4 separate regions of the Homo sapiens genome follow, and regions 1, 2 and 3 are each linked to region 4. A link is an interaction called in ENCODE POLR2A ChIA-PET data of the cell type or tissue named here. Cell type or tissue: OCI-LY7. All regions are shown on one strand. Each heading gives the region's core, and the rest is flanking DNA. Links, peaks and the distances in the headings are about the cores only.

Region 1 (5,537 bases), core at 424-5,423, 300 kb after region 4:
ATAACCTGCTCTGTTGGCAGAGCAAGAGAAACTGGGCTCAAAGCCAACAAATATGACACAGAAATAGGACTTTTGAAAATGAAACCCTGCAAGCACTTATCAAAACCTACTTGTGCTTTAAGTCATCAGAACAAAAGGTGTAAGTACCTGCTGTGATGAAATATCACTGCCTACTTAGTGGGAAAAATGTAAGCTGAGCTGGAATCTGAGTCAGAAAGAAACAGGTACAATGAAGCTTGCAATCAGGCTTACCTGGAAAAGAAACGGAAGTGAGTGAGAGGAAAATAAAGTATGAACAAGGCCAGCAGTTGTAAAGAACTTTTTCTTGTAACTTGAAAACAGCTTCCCTCCCTACTTCATCTACTTTTAACCCCTACCCAAGCTGGGGTAGGGAGAAGGGTGTTGGATTTGTGTCAACAACTACAGAATCAGGTTGCTGCAATGCAGTGAATGTTTCTGGCCTGGTGCAGGGGTCTTAAAGGAAATCTCCTGGCAGGGTGCAACTGTCTAAACTTCAAAGCAGCATGTCAAAACCTGGCTACAATGTGTTCACCGAAAGACACGTACCAGAATATCCATAGCAGCACCATTCATAATAATAACTCAGAACTGGAAATCACCCACATGTCTATCCACGGTTGAAAGGATAAGTAAATCATGGTATATCCACACATGGAACACTGTACAGCAGTGAGTGTGCACAGCCTAGATGTACACACAACATTATGGAGAAATCTTGCAAAAGGAATGTTGAGCCAAGGAGCCAGGCATGACAGAATATACTGTATGTGTCTGTTTATGCAAAGGAAAGATAAATAGCCGAACAGGTCAAGGTAATATGCTATTGGAAGTCAGGCAGTGGTTACCCCTAGGAAGCAGGATTTATAGAGACTGAAACGGAACTTAAGGGAGGCAACAGTGCAGTGGTGGTAATGTTCTGTCTCTGATCTGGGTGCTGATTGCACTGGCATGCTCAGTTTATAAAGTTCAGTGAGCTATACACTTACAATATGTGCATTTTTATGAATGGATAGTATGCTTCAATAACAATGTTTTTAAAAGTGTTTACAATTAGTGGGGGGGTGGGCTGGCAAGGGCATTCTGTATCACAAACAAACATTGCCTGGTGACATCAGAGGACAAGGGCAAGTGCAGAAGGTGGCTTTTTCTTTGCTGCAAAGTCAACACAGAGTGAAACACTGAATAAAAGTTTGCCTGGAACCTCATGTGAAATCTCATTCGCTCATTTATACATTTGTTCATTCATACAACAGACATGTGCTGAGAGGGAGAATATACAATCAGGGTCTTAAAGACCCACCATGTAGTAGGGAAGGCTGACAAGTAAACTGACAATGATGCAGTGTGGTAAATGCTTTGTTGAGGATAACACTAGGGTATTAAGAGAGTACTGATATGGCGGTCAAGGGCAGTGGACCCTAAGAGAAGGAGTCCTGACATGTTTGATTAACACTTGGACTGAATTTTCTCCAATGCCAAAAGTATTTCTTGAGCCTCTAAGGCAGTGATCTCATTTAAAATGCACACAGATCTCCTGGGGATCTGAATAAAATGTGGATTCTGATCCAGTAGGTCAGGGCAGGCCTGATATCTGCATTTTTTTTTTTTTTTTTGAGACAGAGTCTTGCTCTGTTACCCAGGCTGGAGTGCAGTGGCGTGATCTCAGCTCACTGCAAACTCCACGTCCTGGGTTCAAGCAATTTTCCTGCCTCAGCCTACCAAGGAGCTGGGATTATAGGTGCACGCCATGCCTCAGACTCAGCCTCCCAAGTAGCTGGGATTACAGGTATGCACACCACGATGCCCAGCTAATTTTTGTATTTTTAGTAGAGACGGGGTTTTGCCATGTTGGTCAGGCTGGTCTTGAACTCCTGACCTCAAGTGATCCGCCCACCACAGCCTCCCAAAGTGTTAGGATTACAGGCATGAGCCACCCGGCCAAGATCTGCATTTCTGATGAGGCTTCTAGGAGGTGCAGATGCTGCTGATCTTCAAACACACTTTGTGAGACCTAAGAGAGAAGGCCATGTGATGGTTGGCACTGTCTGGCTCCAACTCAGGACAGCGTGACAGCCTATTTGGTTCAGGCCAGTCCCTCCCAAGGACACAAGCCGAGAAATAAAAGACAGAACTGTGTGGGAGGAAACACGGGTGGCTGTGGGGCTTTCCAGACTCTGCCTGCGGTCAACCATGGGGTGGGGTGGGGTGCCAGAAAGGCATCTGGGAGGAGACCACTTATGCTATTTTACAAAATTGGCAGAACTTTTTCTCGTGCTTCTTTCATTTTGGCCTTCCCAGCTGCCCAAACCTTGGGTTTTTGTTTTTTTTTTTTTTTTTTTGAGATGGAGCCTTGCTCTGTCACCAGGCTGTAGTGCAGCGGTGCGATCTCGGCTCACTGCAATCTCTGCCTCCTGGGTTCAAGTGATTCTCCTGCCTTAGCCTCCCAAATAGCTGGAACTACAGGTGTGCGCCACCACGCCCGGCTAATTTTTATATTTTTAGTAGCGATGGGTTTTCACCATGTTGGCCAACATGCTCCTGATCTCCTGACCTGGTGATCTGCCCACCTTGGCCTCCCAAAGTGCTGGGATTACAGGCATGAGCTGCCGCACCCAGTCCCAAACCTTTTCTTGACATGCAGAACAGACTGGAGATGTGACTATAAATATAGAATTCATGCGCATGGCTGCACAAGGAAGAAGAAATTTCACAGAAGATGGAGAAACTGGTCAGGATTGCCTCAACTATGTTGTAAGGTGAACATTAAAAATGTGGCTAAAATCATTTCTTCTATTTGCTCACACACTGAAGGGAGGAAGAGAAGGGTGTCACATGCACCTTGTTCTCTTAGCAAGGGAGATTCTACTAGACTCTAGCCCAGACTGGAGGGTGGTGGGGGGCAGAGTCCTGAAGGGGAGGAGGAGAGCCCTGCCAAGGTTGCGGGAAGAGTGGGAGTGGGAAGGGCATGCAGGCTCAAGGAAGGGCCAGAGAGTGCAGAGAGCTTGAACACCTTGGTTCAGCATGGCTGACGCAGGGTGTATCGAGCCACTCAAGTGGAAGCTGCAGAGCCCCGCGGGGCCAGTGGTAGACACTATGAAGTCCACAGGAAGTCAGCAAGGGCTGTTTTTGTTTGTGGTTTGGGATTCCAGTGACCTTTATTTTTTTTCATATCAATAAATAACCTTTTGACTGGGAAATATATTCACATTAAAATTCAAAAGGCTTACAAGATTATTCAGTTGAAATATCTACTTTTCACCTCTGTTCTTTGGCCTTCCTTCTCTGTCCACACAGGCAAACAATACCATGAGTTTCTTGAGCATCCCTCCAGAAGTATTTTATGTAGATATGAACAAATTTTTAGAATAAATTCTCTTCCCCCTTTTTACACAAAACAGTGAGTCATCCATAGTCAGAATTTCATCAGGCTCCCTGACCACACTGCTCCTTTATTTTTCCAGATGTCACTTGTCATCCAAGACACGGACTTCCTTGGTTTTCCTTCTTCATCGAGGCCATTCCTTTCCAGTCTCCATAGCTAGCGTCTCTTCTTCCCCCTGTGCCATCCACATGCTGAACTCCCAAATGTGTATCTCCAGCCCAGTTCCAGCTTTTCTTCTGGACTCATACTCATATGTCCAACTGCCTACTCAGCACCTCCACTCGAATCACAGACACCTCAGATTGAATATGTGAAAGATTGAGTTGGGCACAGTGGCTCACTCCTGTAATCCCACCACTTTGAGAGGCTGAGGCAGGAGGATGGTTTGAGGCCAGGAGTTCATGACCAGCCTGGGCAACATAGCAAGACCGCTGTCTCTAAATAAATAAGTAAATAAAATTAAGGGGAAAAAAAGGATTGGACTCCTGAATTTACCCTCGCCCACTCCAGTCTGCTTCTCCCACAATCTCTCCTTCTCAGCTAATCCTACTACATTTTCCTGGTTTATCAGGTCAAAAGTCTTGGCATTATCTTTGACTCCTCCCTTTCCCTCATACTCCATATCTAAACTGCCAAGAAATCCTAGTAGGTCTGCCTTCAAAATTTATGCTGAATTTGATCACTTCTTACCAATTCTACTGCTGATTCCTGGGTCCAAGCCACCATCATCTCTCACCTGAGAATTGCTGCAGCGCCTACTTTTATTCTCTCTCCAGTCTGTTTTCCTATAATAATCACCAATAAAACTCTCTAAATGGAAAAGAACTACATGTTTGTCTTTTTTTTTTTTTTTTTTTTTTTGAGACGGAGTCTCGCTGTCGCCCAGGCTGGAGTGCAGTGGCTCGATCTCAGCTCACTGCAGACTCCGCCCCCCGGGGTTCACGCCATTCTCCTGCCTCAGCCTCCCGAGTAGCTGGGACTACAGGCGCATGTTTGTCTTTTAAAGCAACAAGGGAAGAGGGCAAGAGGATGCATGGGCTTGGGAGTTTATTTTCTCTCCTCCTGTCTACACCTCCTCTAATCTGTCTCCCATGCTGCCACAGAGAAATCTTTCTAAAAGACAAGTACCGACCATGCATATCCCAGTTAAGACTCGTCGACTTCTTGCAGCCTTAAAGGTAAGTTCCAAGCTCCTTCTCAAGGCATGTGAGGTTCTTTCAAGTCGAGTCCCTGCCTACCCCTTCAATTCACCTCCCGGGTCTACCCGACATGTTCTCACTTTGCCAACTACTGCAGGTTGCGTCAGGGAGTTTTCTAGGCAGAATGTGGAGAAAGCAAAGAGGAGCAACATGTTTCTGGAGAAATAACACAAAAGCGAAGAAGTGGAGTTGTGAGATAGGCTGATGTGAAGGTGCAGTCCAAGGACAGAGTGCTTTGGGGGAAGAATGAAGTATGAGATGGGAATGGTAAGCAGGATCAAGATCCTGACAGACCTGGTGGCCACAGTAAGACTGGTCATTTATCAATCATGAACATTGCTGTGGACCAATATATAGAAATAAGTTTGATTTAGCTGAGCATGGTGGCTCACGTCTGTAATCCCAGTGTTCTTGGACCAAAGTGAGGGTCAGGCTGCTGTTTCTCGTGGCCCAATAATGAGATGCAGGTGAACTGGGGAGGAAGCGAGTTTTTATTTCTGTAACCGGTTACAGGAATAGGGACCTTTATTTTTTTCTAAGGAGAAGGCCTGGAAATTATCACCAGACCAACTCAAAATTACAAAGTTTTCCAGAGCTTATATACCTTCTAAGCTATATGTCTATATGTAAGTGTGCATTCATCTAAAGACGTAGGTGATTAACTTCTTTCCGTCTATAACTAAGGTCTGAGTCTTGAAGACCTTCCTGTGGAGCGTCAGTAAATTAATCTAAATGGGTGCAGGTGCTGGGGTGATTATCCTTATCTTGTCTCCTGCTAAATCATGGAGGTTTGGGGAGTTCCTTCAGACTCCCAATAAACTTGTTTAATCATGCTTTAAGGTTCAGGAAAGGCCTAGGCAAAACTCTTGGTGGGCTTTTGTTACATTCCAGCCTTTGCATAAGGGTACTGGATTTTAATATTTAATTTAACCACT
Region 2 (5,537 bases), core at 128-5,127, 1.7 Mb after region 4:
AGTAAAGAGAAAAAAAGCGTCTAGCATTGACGCTTTCAAGACTGCCTTCTATCCACCCCCCTACACACATACTTGTTTTTTTGTTTGTTTGTTTGTTTTCTGTTACTAATCTCATTTGGATTTTTTTTTTCCACATATAATTTTAGTCATAGTTAGTACCTGGTTTGACGGAGTAGATTGGTGTAACCGTGGTACTTTCCTGCATTCAGGAGAATCTGGGATGTCTTCCGTAAGTATGGCTTAGAGTGAGGGGAATGTGATTTGCCGTGTACATTGAGGGATTTCTCTTTTCAGTCCATAAATAAAAGACAGAAGGCATTGCACTCTTCAGGAAAGTCATCTTTAAGTCCTGCCATTTTGTTCATCGTAGGTGAAAACTTTGCTCTTCTTTATCTAGCCCCCGATGGAAAGTACCAAGGCTGTGATAATAATTGGAGTTTGAATAGTATTGAGCCTGTAGAAGAGAGATGAGTGGAGATGGAATAAATTATGAATTGTGTATTTATGAGGCAAAATGCCTGATTTTCCATATGTGATGGACAGTGTTCTTTTAGGTAAGAACTCAGCTATCCTTAGCTTCAAATGATGCTTAAAAAAAGGAAAAGTCCAAATTACATGATCCCAGCATCCCAGATAGACGCTTACTTAATGTTGGTATGCAACAAGTGTATACGCATGTCATGACCAATTACACAGATTCATGAATGAACCATTCTTATGTGACCTGAACTAAATCCAAAATCCCTCTGTGTAGTATAGTCACAGTGCTGTATTTTTAAAAAATTAATAAGAACCTAAACAGTATCTGTATTTAAGATAAGCCTCCTTTTCTTTTTGATATTCCAAATTCTCTATGTCTCCGTATTTTATTTTCATGATTATAAAAACACCACCTGCTTTAAAATTCCTGGCTTCCCCTTGTCTGCATGGTCAGGTGTCTAGCCTAGCATGGTTTGCAGAGCCTGTTGCAGGTTGTCGGTGTTCTTCTGAGCCTTGTGCCGCCTCCCTTTAGGAATGCTTGCCATGCACCTCTTTTTCACCCCAGCCCTCAATCATGCCTTGATTTAGAATGACCCATTTAGCCATTCTCAATTTTAGACACTCCAACTTTTAGTTTCCTAAATACATATTCTAGTTTTTCCTTCTGCAGATACAATGTGCTCCTTGCTAGGCTCTCAGCAGATTTTTGAGCTGCCTCTAAGTCAATTATCACCTTCTCAGAAGCTTCTCATTGAAGCCCCCTGCTTATTTCCTCCCCTTGGTTCCTATAGTACTTATTACTTCTTTTTTTTTTTTTTTTTTTTTGAGATGAAGTCTCACTCTGTCACTTAGGCTGAAGTGCAATGGCACAATCATGGCCCACTGCAGACTTGACCTCTTAGGCTCAAGAAATCCTCCCACCTCAGCCTCTCAAGTAGCTGGGACCACAGACACTACCACACGCAGCATTTTTTTTTTTTTTTTTTGGTAGAGATGGGGTCTCACTATTGTGCCCTAGCTGGTCTCAAACTGCTGGGTTCAAGTAATCCTCCTGCCTCGGTCCCCAGAGTGCTGGGATTACAGGAGTGAGCCACTGTGCCTGGCCTTGTTACATTTTTTAATTCTGTACGCCTCCCTGCCCCAAGAGTGACCTCTTAGGGCAGAGCTTATCATATTTCTCTGACTCCAGTTCTTTCAGCACAGGACTTAGTTCACAAAAGATGCCCAGAAAAACATTTTCAAGTAGCAATTCTGTATTTTAGGGGGCTTGGTTTGCAACCTAAATTAATCAGTTCCATTAGCTATCATAAAAACAATTTGGTCTAAGTAAGCAAGCCCTAATTGTACTTTGTGTGCTTTTAGTTAAATTCAGCCTCATTGAGAAACATTGGCTTTCTAAATGACTATTATGTAATAAAACAAGGCATTAGCAATCTGGATCAACATGGTATTAGGATTTTGCTGCATTTTGCAGAATTCTAAATTGCATATTTTTATGTCTAAATCTGATGTATTCAGTTAAACCACAGATATTAATGCCTTGCTAGTAGTACACGTGTGGATTTCTGCTCTTTTTCATTGGCTCTTTAGTATTCTAAAAACAAATATTTATGAGACAGTGTCATGAAAGTTTGGGAAACTTTAAAAATGTTAAAGAGCTGACAAAATGCATTACAGGTTGACATGCTAATGAAATTTAAGTGGTTTTTTTTCTTGCTAGAATTGAGCAATACTGTATGTTAACATTTATTCATTGTGCATTTGTAATGTTACAGGTACTATAAAGATAATAGTTTTGACAGCTCCTGCATTTTTGTTATCTAAGTTTTTTTGCATCTTATTACTTTTTTGAGGTTTCACTTACAGTAAAGTGTATACATCTTAAATGTACAGTTGGATAATTTTTACCTATGTGTATGTCCTGAGTGACTGCCACCTGGATCAATGTTGTTAGCACCCCAGTGCTCCCTGGTGCCACCTACTGGTGAATCATTCTCCGTACCCCTACTTCCCCGCAAAGGGTAACCACTCTTCTCACCTCCGCAGCACGCTAATCATACACCATCACATTTTTGTGTGTGGCTTCTTTCATTAAGTATTACACACGTGAGATTTGTCTGGGTTGTGTGTTGAACAATTTTTCATTCCTTTTGTTGCATATGGTTTTTAACGACTTGTTGCTTATTAAATTTTATTTTGGTAAATAAGATTCATTATAAAGGGATGGCTCATGCCCATAATACCAGCATTTTGGGAGACCAAGGCAGGCAGATCACATGAGGCCAGGAGTTCAAGACCACCCTGGCCAAGATGGCAAAACCCCGTCTGTACTAAAATACAAGATGGCAAAACCCCATCTCTACTAAAAATAAAAAAATTAGCCAGGCGTGGTGGTGCACGTCTGTAATCCCAGGTACTCGGGAAGCTGAGGCATGAGAATTGTTTGAGCCTGGGAGGCAGAGGTTGCGGTGAACCGAGATTGCGCCACTGCACTCCAGCCTGGGTGACAGAGCAAGACTCTGTCTCAAAAAAATAAAAAATAAGATTCATTATAAAGAGTAATACTCAGTTTGTGTCAGTTGGTCTGTGCTAATAATTTTATGAACAAGGCTATTGGCATTTTGCGTGCAGGATGCCAGCCTTACAGACCTAATAGTAACAGAACTGCTGCATATGAGAGCTGCAAGGCCCTTAGAGTTTGCAGAGTTCAGCCACCTTGCTTCTTTACGAGGACCTAAGGTTAATTGGATCCCAGGTCCCCCGAGTGATCTAGTTCAGTTGTCTTCTTGAGGTCACTGTTGCTGTGTCACAATTCAAACTTGATTATGTGGATGTCCATAGTCAACAGGAAAACAATCTTGGAAATTTAGAAATCCACCTGGGCATGATGGTGCACTCCTGTAGCCTCGGTTACTTGGGATGCTGAGGAAGATCACTGGAGCCCCGGAGTTGGAAGCCAGCCTGGGCAACAGAGCAAGACCTTGTCTCTAAAAGAAATTAAAAGAAAGAAGAAAATCTAGAAATCTCTAATTAGCAAGACTTGGAGTTTCAGTTATCTACAAGTTTCATTCACTCATCTAGAATACTTCCCTTAGTGTCAATTAAATGAGATGTTACTGACCGTTCATGGAACTTCGTCTTTTATTAAAACCTATTCTTAAAGGAAAAGGAAGGGGAAAATGTAACCAGTGCACATGTTTGCTATGGTACTTTCAGCTTTAGCGCACTGTCTTAAACTTTTGATGTTCCTAGATTTAGTTATTTTAAAGCCCTGTGAAAACCACAAGGATTGTTCTCAGTATGCGAGGTCTTAGGGTAAGTTCTGAGTCTGTGATCTCTGCAACTAAAAAACCAATCCCTAATCTTATACCTTTCTGCTAAGGTCGTAATGATTCACAGAAGTTTTGTAGAAAGGATTTTGAAGGAGAGATTAGTAGACTCAGCAATGGAACATTAAATCCTTTATAGGCCAGGAAGTAACCACAGAACGTTCTTCAGAATGTTAGAGCCTTCCTTAAGTATGATTAACAAACACAGGGACAAGTGGCTTGTCTTTTTTCTAATTATAACACACTGTTTTTCAAACAGGATTATGGTCATGAAATAAATTTGATGAGTAACAACTATCACTTTATATTCTTATATGGAAAAGCAGAAGGAACATCACAGCAAATACTCATCTACCTTACCCAGATTCAACAATTTAAAATGTTCTTATTTTCTTTGTTTGTGTTTGTAACCTGTTAAAAGTAAGTGATATACAGACACCAGGTCCCTTTCTTTTTTCTTCTCTTTTTTTTTTTTTTTTTTTTTTTTTTTTGAGACCAGGTCTCACTCTGTCACCCAGGCTGGAGTGCAGTGGCATAATCTTGGTTCACTGCAACCTCTGCCTCCCGGGTTCAAGCAATTCTCCTGTCTCAACCTCCCCAATTAGCTGGCATTACAGGTGTGCACCACCATGCTCAGCCAATTTTTTAGTAGAGATAGGGTTGGCCAGGCTGGTCTCAAACTCCTGACCTCATGTGATCCACCCACCTCGCCCCCCCACAATGTTGGGATTACAGGAATGAGTCACTGCGCCCAGCCTTCTTTTTTGTTTTTTGAGACACAGCCTCACTCTGTTGCCCAGGCTGGAGTGTAGTGAGTGTAATGGCATGATCTCGGGTCACTGCAATCTCCGCCTCCCAGGTTCAAGTGATTCTCATGCCTCAGCAATCCCCTGAGTAGCTGGGATTACAGGCATCTACCATCATGCCCAGCTAATTTTTGTATTTTTGGTAGAGATGGGCTTTCACCATGTTGGCCAGCCTGGTCTCGAAAGCCTGGCCTCAAGTGATCTGCCCGCCTCAGCCTCCCAAAGTGTTGGGATTACAGTCATGAGCCACCGCGCCCGGCCAGGGCACTTTGTTTCTAATATGTATCTGCAAACAAGGACTTTTTCTACATAATAAAATTAACAAAGGTAATTATAATTTCTAATATCCAGTTGTCCAGAAAATTAGGTAGCTGTAAATACAGTTACATTGTGTGTAGTAAAGATAAGTAGTATTTTACAAAACTTTTGTTTTAATTAGGTGTGTGCATGTATATGTGCACATACATAAGTATGTATATATTGGTAAACATGTATTTCTTTCTTGGATGTCTCATTCAGAATTTGTAATATACTGGGTTATGACATAGAGAAATTGGGTTCGTATATAGGTATTTGCTGCTCAGTGATACTGCGCGTTCTGTGCTGAGTGTTGTATGGTACCTGAGAAAGTGAATGCTTTCAGTAACTAGTAAAAAACCCAGCAAAGATGATAAAACAAAGAGGAACCCACCTAACAGTATATATAAGAGCCAAAATGGATCAGGAAGGAGAAGAAGTCCTTTGGAAAGGCCTCATGGAAGAGATCTTGAAGGAATGGTAGGATTTGGATATGACAGAGGCCTTGAGATGCTGTGTCCGGAAGGGAATGGTGTAAGTGTTGAGGTGAAACAGAAAGTCCAGAAATATGTTCATGTACCACAGTGCTGAGATCCACTTGGTGGATGGTGAAGGAAGGAGGAAG
Region 3 (5,537 bases), core at 383-5,382, 91 kb after region 4:
CTAGTTTCTCTTTTCCTACCCAAGCTGAAATTGTTAAAAATCAACATGACTATAGCTCAAGTTGTTGTGATGGGAATAAGGGCTGTGAAAGAGATAGAAACCCAATTACTCCAAGGATATGGTCACTTCATGACACCCTACCCTAACTCCACTAGGAAACCAAAGAAGCAAGATGGCAATCAAAACCTCTTTAGCTCCACCCTTACAAAGAGACCCTGAATCCCAGCATGTACAGCTCCTGGCACAGAGGAGGTACTCAGCAGACATTAACCTTGACAAGCAAAATGACCAGCTCAGATGATCATGAAGACTTGCTATTAATACTGGCCTTTCTCAGACTTCTCTTTGTGAATTCATTTAGACAGTCAATTATTACTGAGCCTCACTTGTGTACCAAGCCATGTGCCAGATGCTGGGGACACCACAGTGAACAGGATTCCATTCTGGTCTCGAGGGCCCATAGTTTAGTGAGAAAGATTGCCAGATCAACAGGCAATCATAATACAAAGTGCCACGTGCTAGATGAAATGGTATCCAAAGAGCTGCAACTAACTTGGGGTAAGCCACACTGTGGGGCACAGGATACAGGCAGGGACGATGAGAAAAGCTAGAATTTGGGAAAGAGGGAGTTTGCACTGGGTCCACCTTTTCTTCAGTCCTGTCCCTAGGATTCTTTCCACCTGCACTCAACATATTCAAACAGTAACACCTTAATCAGTGAGTAATGATCTATGGGTCTCAAGGAGGAAATACTGATTTCTCCATGATAGCAAGTGACGGTCCTGCAAGATTCTGGTGTGTGAATGAATAATGAAGGTGCTCGCCTAGTATGGAGAGTTCTATAAGATAAAGCAGCTAAGTCTTCATTATTTTTTAACCAAATGCCCTGGATTCTCCTTTTTCATTACAGAACAAGGAGAACTTAATGATGATTCATAAAATGATGCAAGTAATTTTTCTATCCCAGGATGGGGAAATTGTTCACTATTTTTATTTTCACTTTATGTCAAACAAGTTGCTACATTAACTAGGAGGATTAATATTTTAAAGTCTTTTGTGGACTTTTATAAATAATAATATTTATTTTCATTTTATTTTAAATATAGATGGGGTCTTGCTGTGTTGCCCAGGCTGGTCTCAAACTCCTGGGCTCAAACAATCCTCCCACCCTCAACCTCCCAAAGTGCTGGGATTACAGGTGTGAGCCATCACACTGGCCTAAAGAATAATTCTTAAAGTTTTGCCTTTTCCTTAATAAATTTCCTGTTTTCATAGACAAATGAAAATATGCAAAACACTTTAAGAACTAATTGTTCCACGTATGGGTGTCTGGCATGAGTCTGCAATTTCTGCCTCAATGAAAATGTCTGCCTCTGAAGGGCGTGCAACCCCACTAACATGAACCCCCTCTGGACATTTAATATTTCAACTCAACATATGGCAAAACTCACCGTTACCTCTGCAGGATTTAGAGAAAAAACCATCCCTCAGAAGCTTAATGTTCAAAAGTTCATTTCCAAACGCTCACCTGGAACAGCGTGCTTGGCCCTTGCAGCCTGGCAGGACTCAGCGGAGCAACTGGACTAAGGCTGCTCCAGAAATGTATGCTGGAGAGCAGTGGACTCGGAGTCAGAAGCAATCCATTTGGTGTCTGGGAAGTAAAGCAAACAGACTTCTTCATATAGGTTCACCTGACTTGGGCCATGATCAACAGAGCAGCAGAGAGAGGTTAGGTAGGCTAGGCATGGGCCAGGAAACGACCTTACCATCTCAGGAAAACTGGCAACGTTAATTCTGAGGGGCTGTGAACAGTTTAATTTTAATTTTCTTTTCTTTTGGAGACAGTCTCGCTCTGTCACCCAGGCTGGAGTGCAATGGCGCGATCTTGGTTCACTATAACCTCCACTTCCTGGGTTTAAGCGATTCTCCTGCCTCAGCCTCCCAAGCAGCTGGGATTACAGGCACCCACCACCGACTAATTTTTGTATTTTTAGTAGAGAAGGGGTTTCATTACGTTGGCCAGGCTGGTCTCGAACTCCTGACCTCAAGTGATCTGCCCACCTCAGCCTCCCAAAGTGCTGGGATTACAGGCGTGAGCCACCATACCTGGCTGGCTAGTTTTCTTCAATGCTAATTTTATTAACACTTTTTTCATAAAGGAAAAAGGTATTGACACATTACCTTCCCTAAACATTCTGGTGGAAAATTCAAGTTTGTATCAACTTTCGTCCGAATGGTTTGTTAACTTGTTCCCCTTCCCAGATTAAACAAGGATTAGTATACAAACAAAATAGGATCCCATAAAGGGGCTTTAATTCTTCTTATCTATATTTTCCTGTGTTTCTACAGTGGACATCTATTACTTGGGTTACGAACACACGTTTTTAAATGGTCTCCATATCAACAGCTGTTAAGGCTTTGGGATTTGCTGTTAAAATACCCTGTAGCAGCCTCTTCAGAAGCTCTGAGCCGGGTTTTCCAGATTCCTTCCGGATGTGGAGTTGATGAGAATTCATTGCCCTGGCAATGGTTTGGGTGGGGGCAGGGAGGGCCCTTTCTTGTCAGATTGGGTATAAAGCCAAAACCCTGGGTTTCCCAGGGGAGTTCCAAGGACTGAATTTCTTGCACACACACAGCAGGAGTCCTGGCCTGCAAGCCAGCAGGAGGGCAGAAGAAACACCCGCCCAGCTGCTAAGTCTGCATGGCTTTTATTCTCAGTGGAGACAAACTCCCCGGCCCAGGGTGGTTTTGTACCTTTGGTGACTAGAAGGAGTCCCTCAGTGGTTTTGTGATGTCAATAAGGTGCTTTGTGTAAGAAGAACCACAGCAAAGGCGCCAGCCTTTCAGACTGCACCATGCTGGATGCTAAAGTGTTATTTTTTCCTAGAATTGGCCTCCGTAGCATCATTAATTACCAACAGCATTTGGCTTAAACCTAAATTGAAAGGTCTGCTCTGTTCAGCAGAATGGAGACAAACATCCAAAGTTCCTCAAACTGTGAAGCTGCTGAAATGTAAACACATTTATACCAAATTATTTGAGTCGTTGGTTCCATGGCATTTCCTACATACTGAATGACCTATGAGGTTACTAGAATAAATACATGTTTTGAATAAGCTTCCCATTTGTTCTAGTCCAAGGCAATTTCACAAGCATGCCAGGCCATCTGGCCTAACAGTTAAAACTTCACGGCTCAGCATGAGCTCTGCCAGGGTTCCAATCTCAGAACCACTACTTCCCAGCCAGGTAACCTCAGGCAAGCCACCTAACCTCTCTCTGTCTCAGTTGCCTCATCTGTAAAATGGGGAGAATAAAAATGCCCACGTTACAGGGTTGTTGGGAAGATTAAATAAGCTGATCTACTGCAAGCTCTTATAAGATATGTGCCTGGCATATAGAAATGCTCAACAAGTGCCAGAGGCAGTTATCTGGCTAGGTACTTCATACATGTTTTTGAATGAATAAATGGATTGGTAATTAATTGAAAGTATACATGACATACTTACTAAACGTACTTCATCTATGTGAGGGAGAAATTCTCAACTGTATACAGAGAAGGACTTAATCCTCTGAAACAGACCAACTCAACTGAGTCAGCCTGGACTTGGAGGCTACTGTCAGTTGTGTTAGGCTCAAGGCCACAAGCTCAGGTGTTCTGAAAACTAATATTTGCATGTTACTCTGGAGCAAGGTTCCAACCTCAATATGTCACATTAACATTTAATAACCAGTGTGTTCAAGGCCTCCTAGTTTATCCATCAATGAAGGCTCTCAAAGCTTTAAAGAGACAATCTTCTAAACCACAAAACACAGCTATCCTTCTCTCCTCCATGGCCATCATATGCCCATTCCTTTTTAATCCTCTAAGCAATGTACAAGGTCTAGAATTTCTATTTCTCTGGTCTAAAACGTATACCCATGTCTGGATTTGAGATGTTTGCACATTTGTTTCTTAGGAATACAGGATGTACTCAGACTACTGTAGCCTTCTTGTTTCTCATCTTTAATATGTCTGAAATGTCTTCTATAATATATGCAAATAAACACTGTAAAATGATTTCATTCCCTCCTCTCCCTTCTATCCCTGAAGTTCTCCCTGAAAATCCTGTGGCCTTAAAGAACCATGTGGTTGCTTTTTTAAGGAAAGTTCCTATAACACCTGCTCTGGGTTATCTCCGGGACAGTGTGAGACTTCACAGCCTCTCTCCACACGCTCCTGGAGTCAGGCAGAGTGGGCTGAGCCTGAGGGCCAAGGGCTAAAGAAGCCACAGCAAAAAGTGCTGTTTTCTTTCCTTCCCCAAAGACAGTCTCGTTTTAACAAGCATGGCAGATAAGGAGCTCCTGATCCCACGGCTGCTGGGAAAGGAGATGCCACAGGCAATGCATTTGCAAAGAGTAAGACCCTCATCCCAAGATCCCCTTTTCATTTTCCCCACTCAGTTCATCTTCCACTTCCACTTCATAGAGTCTCCTAAAAAGCCTGCACATCTGAGCTCGCCAGGGTGAGCTGGCATCCAGGCATGCCCACCTGTGCACCCCTGCCCCGGCCCGCTGCCTCCTCCTCTTGCCTTCCTCTGCCCATCAAAATGCCACCTCCTCCAAGGACACTTTCCTGATCTCCCCTCAACCAGATGGGATTTCTTATTTCTGAATCTTTGTAACACTTTGTGACCATTTTTTTCTTAACATTTAACATGTTCTGCCTCCTATTATGGTGATTGGCACATTTTTCTTATTCTTTCTGTAGCCTTTAAGGTATCTGCTCATCTTTATTCCTCCTGTACTTTCATCTCCTAAATACCAATGAACTGAAGCCATCTGCAGCTCTAGCTGGGTCCCCCCTGGCTTATCGCTTGTTGGGCATCTCCACTTGGATGCCCCACCATGCTCCAACTTCATGAAGCTCAGCACCTTTCCACATCAGTGTTTCTTAAGACTCTTCCCCTTCTGTCAACAGGACCACCGTGTAGGCACTGCCTCAATAAATACTGACCGAGAGTGCAAACTATGTTTCAGGTGCCACAGATGAGGATAAAACAAGACATAAACCCTGCATGCACAGCCCCATTTACCACCCGCATCCCAGGCCCCACCATGCAAAATGCCTTCCGATAACTGCAAGCTCCGGACATAGCCTCTGGAGGAGTCCCACAACTCAGTCTCCTGTTTATCCCTCATTTCCATTCCTGCTGCATCCAAGCCCCTATCACCTTACAGATGGCATTCCACAACAGCTGCCCAGGCCAGTCCACCTGCCTCCGGTCTCCCCATCTATTCTGTACCCCATCGCCAAATCAACCACCCTCAAACACTGAGTTCACTCAACATTCAGTCACCATTTCAGAAAGGATGTGATGTCCTCCTTAGCCCCAGATTTGAGGTTCCCCATAATCTGGGTTCACACACTTGCTAACTTCTGAGGACTAAGCTCTCATTTTTTATCTTGCCCAAATTCCTACCTAGGGGTCTAGGGAGTCATGCCCTACAAACCGTAAATTCTCATCAGATGGGTTTTATTTGACCCTATATATGGTGAC
Region 4 (5,537 bases), core at 243-5,242:
TATCTTGCCCCCGTGTTCCCCTTGAAAAGTCTGTTAAAAGTTGGCTGGTTTCCCCCTCCTATTGCAGGTTCACTTCTCCTTTCACCATGATCCCAGCCCTGTTTTCTTTTCCAGAAAGGGCTTGTTCCTCTAGAATTTAGTTGATTTATTTTCTTTGCATCCTCAGCTTTCTGAGTTTAAAAAACTATGATTTTATAGTTTGTCTGGCTCATTCTTACTGTTAAGCTGGGAGCAACAACAGTCTTTTGTGAGCGTCTATATCATAACCATAAAGCGCTAATCCTGATATATTCTGTTGTGTTCAGCATAATTGGTATAGGTCATATTGAAATTATTTAGCCAATTATTTCAGTAAAGCTCCACTCAAATGAAATATTGACCATATTTAGGCTTGATGGAAAACTGATATAAATGCCTGCTAACACGACAGTTAAAATGTTTTTATTGTGATAAAATATACAAAACAAAATTTGCCATTTTAGTTATTTTTAAGCATAAAGTTCAACGACAATTAAGATTGAAATTTTGTGTAACCATCACAACTATTTCTAGAGCTTTTTCATGTAAGTAGAATCATATAATATTTGTCCTTTTGTGTCTGACTTAGTTCCCTTAGCATAATGTTCTCAAGGCTCATCTGTGTTGTAGCATATGTCAGAACTTCATTTGTTTTTATGGCATCGTATGTATATGCCACATTTTGTTTATCCGTTGATTGGCAGTTTGTTTTCACCTTTTGGCTGTTGTGAATAATGCTGCCATTAACATTGGTGTACAAGTATCTGTTTGAGTCCCTGTTTTCAGTTTTTTTTTTTTTGGTATATCCCTAGGAGTAGAGTTGCTGGGTCATATGATTATTCTGTGTTTAGTTTTTTGAGGAACTACCAGTTTTTCACAATGGCTACACCATTTTACAGTTGCATCAGTGTTCCAGTTTGTCCACATCCTCACTGACACTGCTTTCTGTTTGATAGTAGCCATCCTAGTGGGTATGAGGTGGTATCTCATAGTGGTTTTGGTTTGCATTTCTCCAATGAGTAATAATGTTGAGCATCTTTTTATGTGCTTATAGGCCATTGGTATATCTTTGGTGCGATGTACATTCAAGACCTTTACCCATTTTTAAATTGGGTGTTTGTTTTTTGCTGTTGAGTTGTAGCAGTTCTTTCTGGATATTAAACTCTTGTCAGATATATGATTTGCAAGTATTTTAACCCATTCTGTGGGTTGTTTCACTCTCTTTACTATCATTTTAAATTTAAAGTCCAATATGTCTGTTTTTGGGGGTCTTTTTTGTTGTTGCCTGTGCCTTTGGTGTCATATTTAAGAAATCATTGTGAAATCCAATATCAGGAATATTTCTTCTAAGAGTTTTACAGTTTTAACTCTTATATTTAGGCCTTTGATTCATTTTCAGTTAACTCTTGTATATGGTGTAAGGTAATGGTCCAGTTTCACTCTTTTGCATGAAAACATCCAGTTTTCCCAGCACCATTTGCTAAATAAACTGCTCCCTCCCTATTGAATGGTCCTGGTACCTTTGTCAAAAATCAGGTGTGAGAGTCTGTGTTTGGGTTCTCAATTCTATTCTGTTGGTCTATATATATCTATTCTTATGTCAATACCATAATGTTTTGATTATTGTAGCTTTTTATCTTTTTATTAGGTCTTGAAATGGGGACACATAAGACCTCCACCTTTGTTCTTCTAGTTCAAAACTATTCAAGGTTCCTTGGAATTCCATATAAATTTTAAGATATCGTCGTTGTCTTGCTTTTTTTTTTTTTTTAAATTTGAGACAGGATCCCACTATCACCCAGGCTGGAGTGCAGTGGCATAATCATAGCTCACTGTAAACCGGAACAAATTTTAGACCATGTTCTTTTTCTGCAAAAGAGCACCATTGAAATTTTGATAGAGATTGCATTAAACCTGTAGATCATTTGGATAATGTTGACATCATATTAAGTCTTCCAATCCATGACTATGGGATATACTTTCATTTATTTAGGTTTCTTTAATTTTATTCAACAATATTTTGTAATTTTCAGCATATAAGTCTATCACTGCATTGGTTAAATTTATTCCTAAGTATTTTACTGTTTTTGATGCTATTCTAAATGGATTCTTTTTAAAATTTCCCTTTCATATAGTTCATTGCTAACCTATAGAAATACAACTGATTTCATCATGGCAGTTTTCTTTCTACATCTTAAGGAAATTAGTTTATTAGCTCTAATGGGGTTTTATTTGTGGATTCTTTAAGGTTTTCTTCATATAAGATCATGTCATCTCTAAATAGGGATAGTTTTATTTTTTCATTTCCTATTTGGCTGCCTTATATTTCTTTTTCTTGCCTAATTGTTCTGACTAGAACTTCCAGCACGGTATTGAATAGAAGTGGTGAAAGCAGGCATCTTTGTCTTGTTTTTTATCTTAAGAGAAAAGCTTTCAGTCTTTCACCATTGAATACGATATTAGCTGTGAGTTTTTATATATGGCCTTTTCATGTTGAGGAAATTCCTTTCTCTTTTGTTTATTGAGTGATTTTATCATGAAAGGGTGTTGAATTTTGTAAAATCCTTTTTTTTTTTTTTTTTGCTAAATCAATTGAGAAGTTCATGTGGTTTATCTTCATTTTGCTAATGTGATGTATTACATTAGTTGATTTTCTTTTTTTTTGAGACAGGGTTTTGCTCTTGTTGCCCAGACTGGAGTGCAATGGCCCAATCTCGGCTCATTGCAACCTCCCCCTCCTGGGTTTAAGCGATTCTCCCGCCTCAACCTCCTAAGTAGCTGGGATTACAGGCATGCGCCACCATGCCCGGCTAATTTTGTATTTTTAGTAGAGACGGGGTTTCACCATGTTGTCCAGGCTGGTCTCCAACGCCTGACCTCAGGTGATCTACCTGCCTTAGCCTCCCAAAGTTCTGAGATTATGGGCGTGAGCCACTGCGCCTGGCTACATTAATTGATTTTCTTATGTTGAACCACCGTCGCATTCTTGAGACAAATCCTGGTTCATTATATACCCATTTGGTATAATCTTTTTAATAAGCTGCCGAATTCAATTTGTTAGTATTTTCTTAAGGATTTTTGCATCTATATTTATAAAGGATACTGACTTGTAAAATTTTCTTTTCTTACGATGTCTTTGTTTGGCTTTGGTGTCAGGGTAATGTTGGCCTTATAGAAGTCAAGAAGTGTTACCCCCTCTTCAGTTGTTTAGGAATAGGTTGTTAATTCATCTTTAAATGTTTGGTAGACTTTACCAGTAAAGTCATCTGGTCCTGGGCTTTTTTGGTTGGAAGTGTTTTATACTGATTGTCAGCTCACTTCTTAGGTATATTTTGGTTGTCTCTTTCTTCTTGTGAGTTTTGCTGGTTTGTGTGTTTGTAAGAGTTTGTCTATTTCATTAAGCTATCCAATTTGTTAGCATATAATTGTTCATAGCATTCTTTTATAATCCGTTTTATTTCTGTATAATTGGTAGTGATGTTTCCACTTTCTGATTTTAGTCATTTGAGTGTAATCTCTTCTTGTTAGTCAGTCTAGCTAAAAATTTATTTTGTTGATTTTTTTTTTCTTTTTTGTTTTTTTTTTTTTTTTTTTGAGACAGAGTCTCGCTGTGTTGCCCAGGCTGCAGTGCAGTGGCACGACCTCGGCTCGCTGCAACCTCCACCTCCCAGGTTGAAGCAGTTCTCCTGCCTCAGCCTCCCAAGTAGCTGAGATTACAGGTACTTGCCTTGACGTCCAGCTAATTTTTGTATTTTAGTAGAGATGGGGTTTCACCATGTTGGCTAGGCTGGTCTCAAACTCCTGACCTCAGGTGGTCCACCCACGTCAGCCTCCCTGTGCCCAGCCTATTTTGTTGATCTTTTAAAGAACCAACTTTCTGTTTTGTTTTTTCTCTATTCTTTTTCTATTCTCTATTTTGTTTATCTCCAATTTGGACTTTATTATTTTCTTCTTTCTGCTAGCTTTGAGTTTTGTTTGATGTTCTTTTTCTAATTCTATAAAGTGTACCGTTAGGTTATTGAGCTCTTTTAATGTAAGCTTTTATAGCTATAAACATCCTCTTTACACTTCTTTAGCTACATCTCATATGCTTATGTATGTTGTGTTTTTGTTTTCATTTGCATGAGGGTCTTTTTTATATCTCTTGTGGTTTCTTCTTTGATCAGTTGCTTGTTTGAGAATATGTTGCTTAATTTCCACATATGCACAAATTTTCCGGTTTTCCTTCTGTTTCTGATTTTTAGTTTCATTCCATTTTGATTGGAAAAGAGCTTTTTATGATTTTAGTTTTTTAAAGTTTATTAAGACTTGTTTTATGGCCTGCCTTATGGCCTGTCCTGGAGAATGTTCCATATGCGCTTGAAGAGTGTGTATTCTGCTTGTTAGGTGGAGTGTACTATGTATATCTGATAGGTCTAATACAATAGGTATATAGTGCTGTTCAAGTCCTATATTTCTTTCCTCCCCTTCCCCTCCCCTCCCCTCCCCTCCCTTCCCCTCCCTTCCCCTCCCTTCCCCTCCCTTCCCCTCCCCTCCCCTCCCTTCCCTTCCCCTTTCTGTGAGACAGAGTCTCACTCTGTCGTCCAGGCTGGAGTGTGATCCTGGCTCACTTCAACTCTGCCTCCCAACTTCAAGCAATTCTCCTGTCTCAGCTTCCTGAGTAGCTGGGATTACCGGCATGCACCACCACACCTGGCTAGCTTCTTTTGTATTTTTAGTAAAGACGAGTTCTCACCATGTTGGCCAGGCTGGTTTGAAACTCCTGACCTCAGGTGATCTGCCCGCCTCTGCCTCCTAAAGTGTTGGGATTACAGGCATGAGCCACCACACCCAGCCACGTCCTGTATTTCTTTATAAATCTGTCTGGTTCTTCTGTCCAGTACTTAAAATAGGATATTGAAGTCTCCATCTATTATTGTAGAGTTGTCTGTTTCTCCTTTCAATTCTGTTTTTGCTTAATATATTTTTAGTCTCTGTTTTTAGGTGTGTAAACGTTTATAATTGATATAGCTTAATGTATCGAACCCCTTATAATATATGATGGCCTTCGTGTCTTGTTATCATACTCTGTTTTGTCTGACAAAAACATAGCTACACTTGCTCTTTTTTGGTTACTATTTGCATGGAATATTTTTTCCTATCCTTTCACTTTCAGTTTCTTAGTGTCTTTGTATCCAAAGTGCTTCTCTCTCTTTTTTTTTTTTGAGACAGAGTCTCCCTCCCTCACCAGGCTGGAGTGCGGTGGTGTGATCTCGGCTCACTGCAACCTCTGCCTCTTGGGTTCAAGTGATTCTTCTGCTTCAGCCTCCTGAGTAGCTGGGACTACAGGCACCTGCCACCATGCCCAGCTAATTTTTGTATATTTAGTAGAGATGGAGTTTCACCATGTTGGCCAGGATGGTCTTGATCTCTTGATCTCATGATCCACTTGTGTTGCCCTCCAAAAGTGCTAGGATTACAGGCGTGAGCCACCATGCCCGGCCTTTTTTTTAGTGGAGTTTTGCTCTTGTTGCCCAGGC

What was found. Peaks named below come from ENCODE experiments on the same cell type or tissue, not always from the same donor. Only the 100,000 strongest peaks of a DNase experiment are listed, where the experiment ranks them.
Region 1: POLR2A ChIA-PET joins it to region 4 with 7 read pairs; 2 of 35 experiments call an interaction of 5 or more read pairs at or near these places.
Region 2: POLR2A ChIA-PET joins it to region 4 with 5 read pairs; 1 of 35 experiments calls an interaction of 5 or more read pairs at or near these places.
Region 3: POLR2A ChIA-PET joins it to region 4 with 7 read pairs; 5 of 35 experiments call an interaction of 5 or more read pairs at or near these places.

What each region holds. Positions count from the first base shown.
Region 1 is chr12:96,042,333-96,047,869 of GRCh38, reverse strand. It overlaps a transcript of LTA4H not described here. Among named protein-coding and RNA genes, the nearest start is that of TRD-GTC2-8, 9.1 kb to the right of the region's middle. RefSeq lists an enhancer at 1-782. In OCI-LY7, for the core only: no CTCF peak of the experiment used is centred there; a DNase peak (open chromatin) is centred at 3,079; H3K4me3 peaks cover 232 bases; H3K27ac peaks cover 37 bases.
Region 2 is chr12:94,600,572-94,606,108 of GRCh38, reverse strand. All of the region lies in intron 1 of TMCC3 (transmembrane and coiled-coil domain family 3), which reads left to right. Among named protein-coding and RNA genes, the nearest start is that of MIR7844, 32 kb to the right of the region's middle. In OCI-LY7, for the core only: CTCF peaks have their summits at 2,269 and 2,477 (motif pointing left); a DNase peak (open chromatin) is centred at 2,448.
Region 3 is chr12:96,255,845-96,261,381 of GRCh38, reverse strand. ELK3 (ETS transcription factor ELK3) reads right to left here. Exons shown (of 5, transcript NM_005230.4): 4 at 1,529-1,651. Among named protein-coding and RNA genes, the nearest start is that of ELK3, 64 kb to the right of the region's middle. In OCI-LY7, for the core only: no CTCF peak of the experiment used is centred there; no DNase peak of the experiment used is centred there.
Region 4 is chr12:96,346,599-96,352,135 of GRCh38, reverse strand. The region is part of intron 1 of CDK17 (cyclin dependent kinase 17); the gene reads left to right. Among named protein-coding and RNA genes, the nearest start is that of CDK17, 51 kb to the left of the region's middle. In OCI-LY7, for the core only: no CTCF peak of the experiment used is centred there; no DNase peak of the experiment used is centred there; H3K4me3 peaks cover 1,384 bases; H3K27ac peaks cover 996 bases.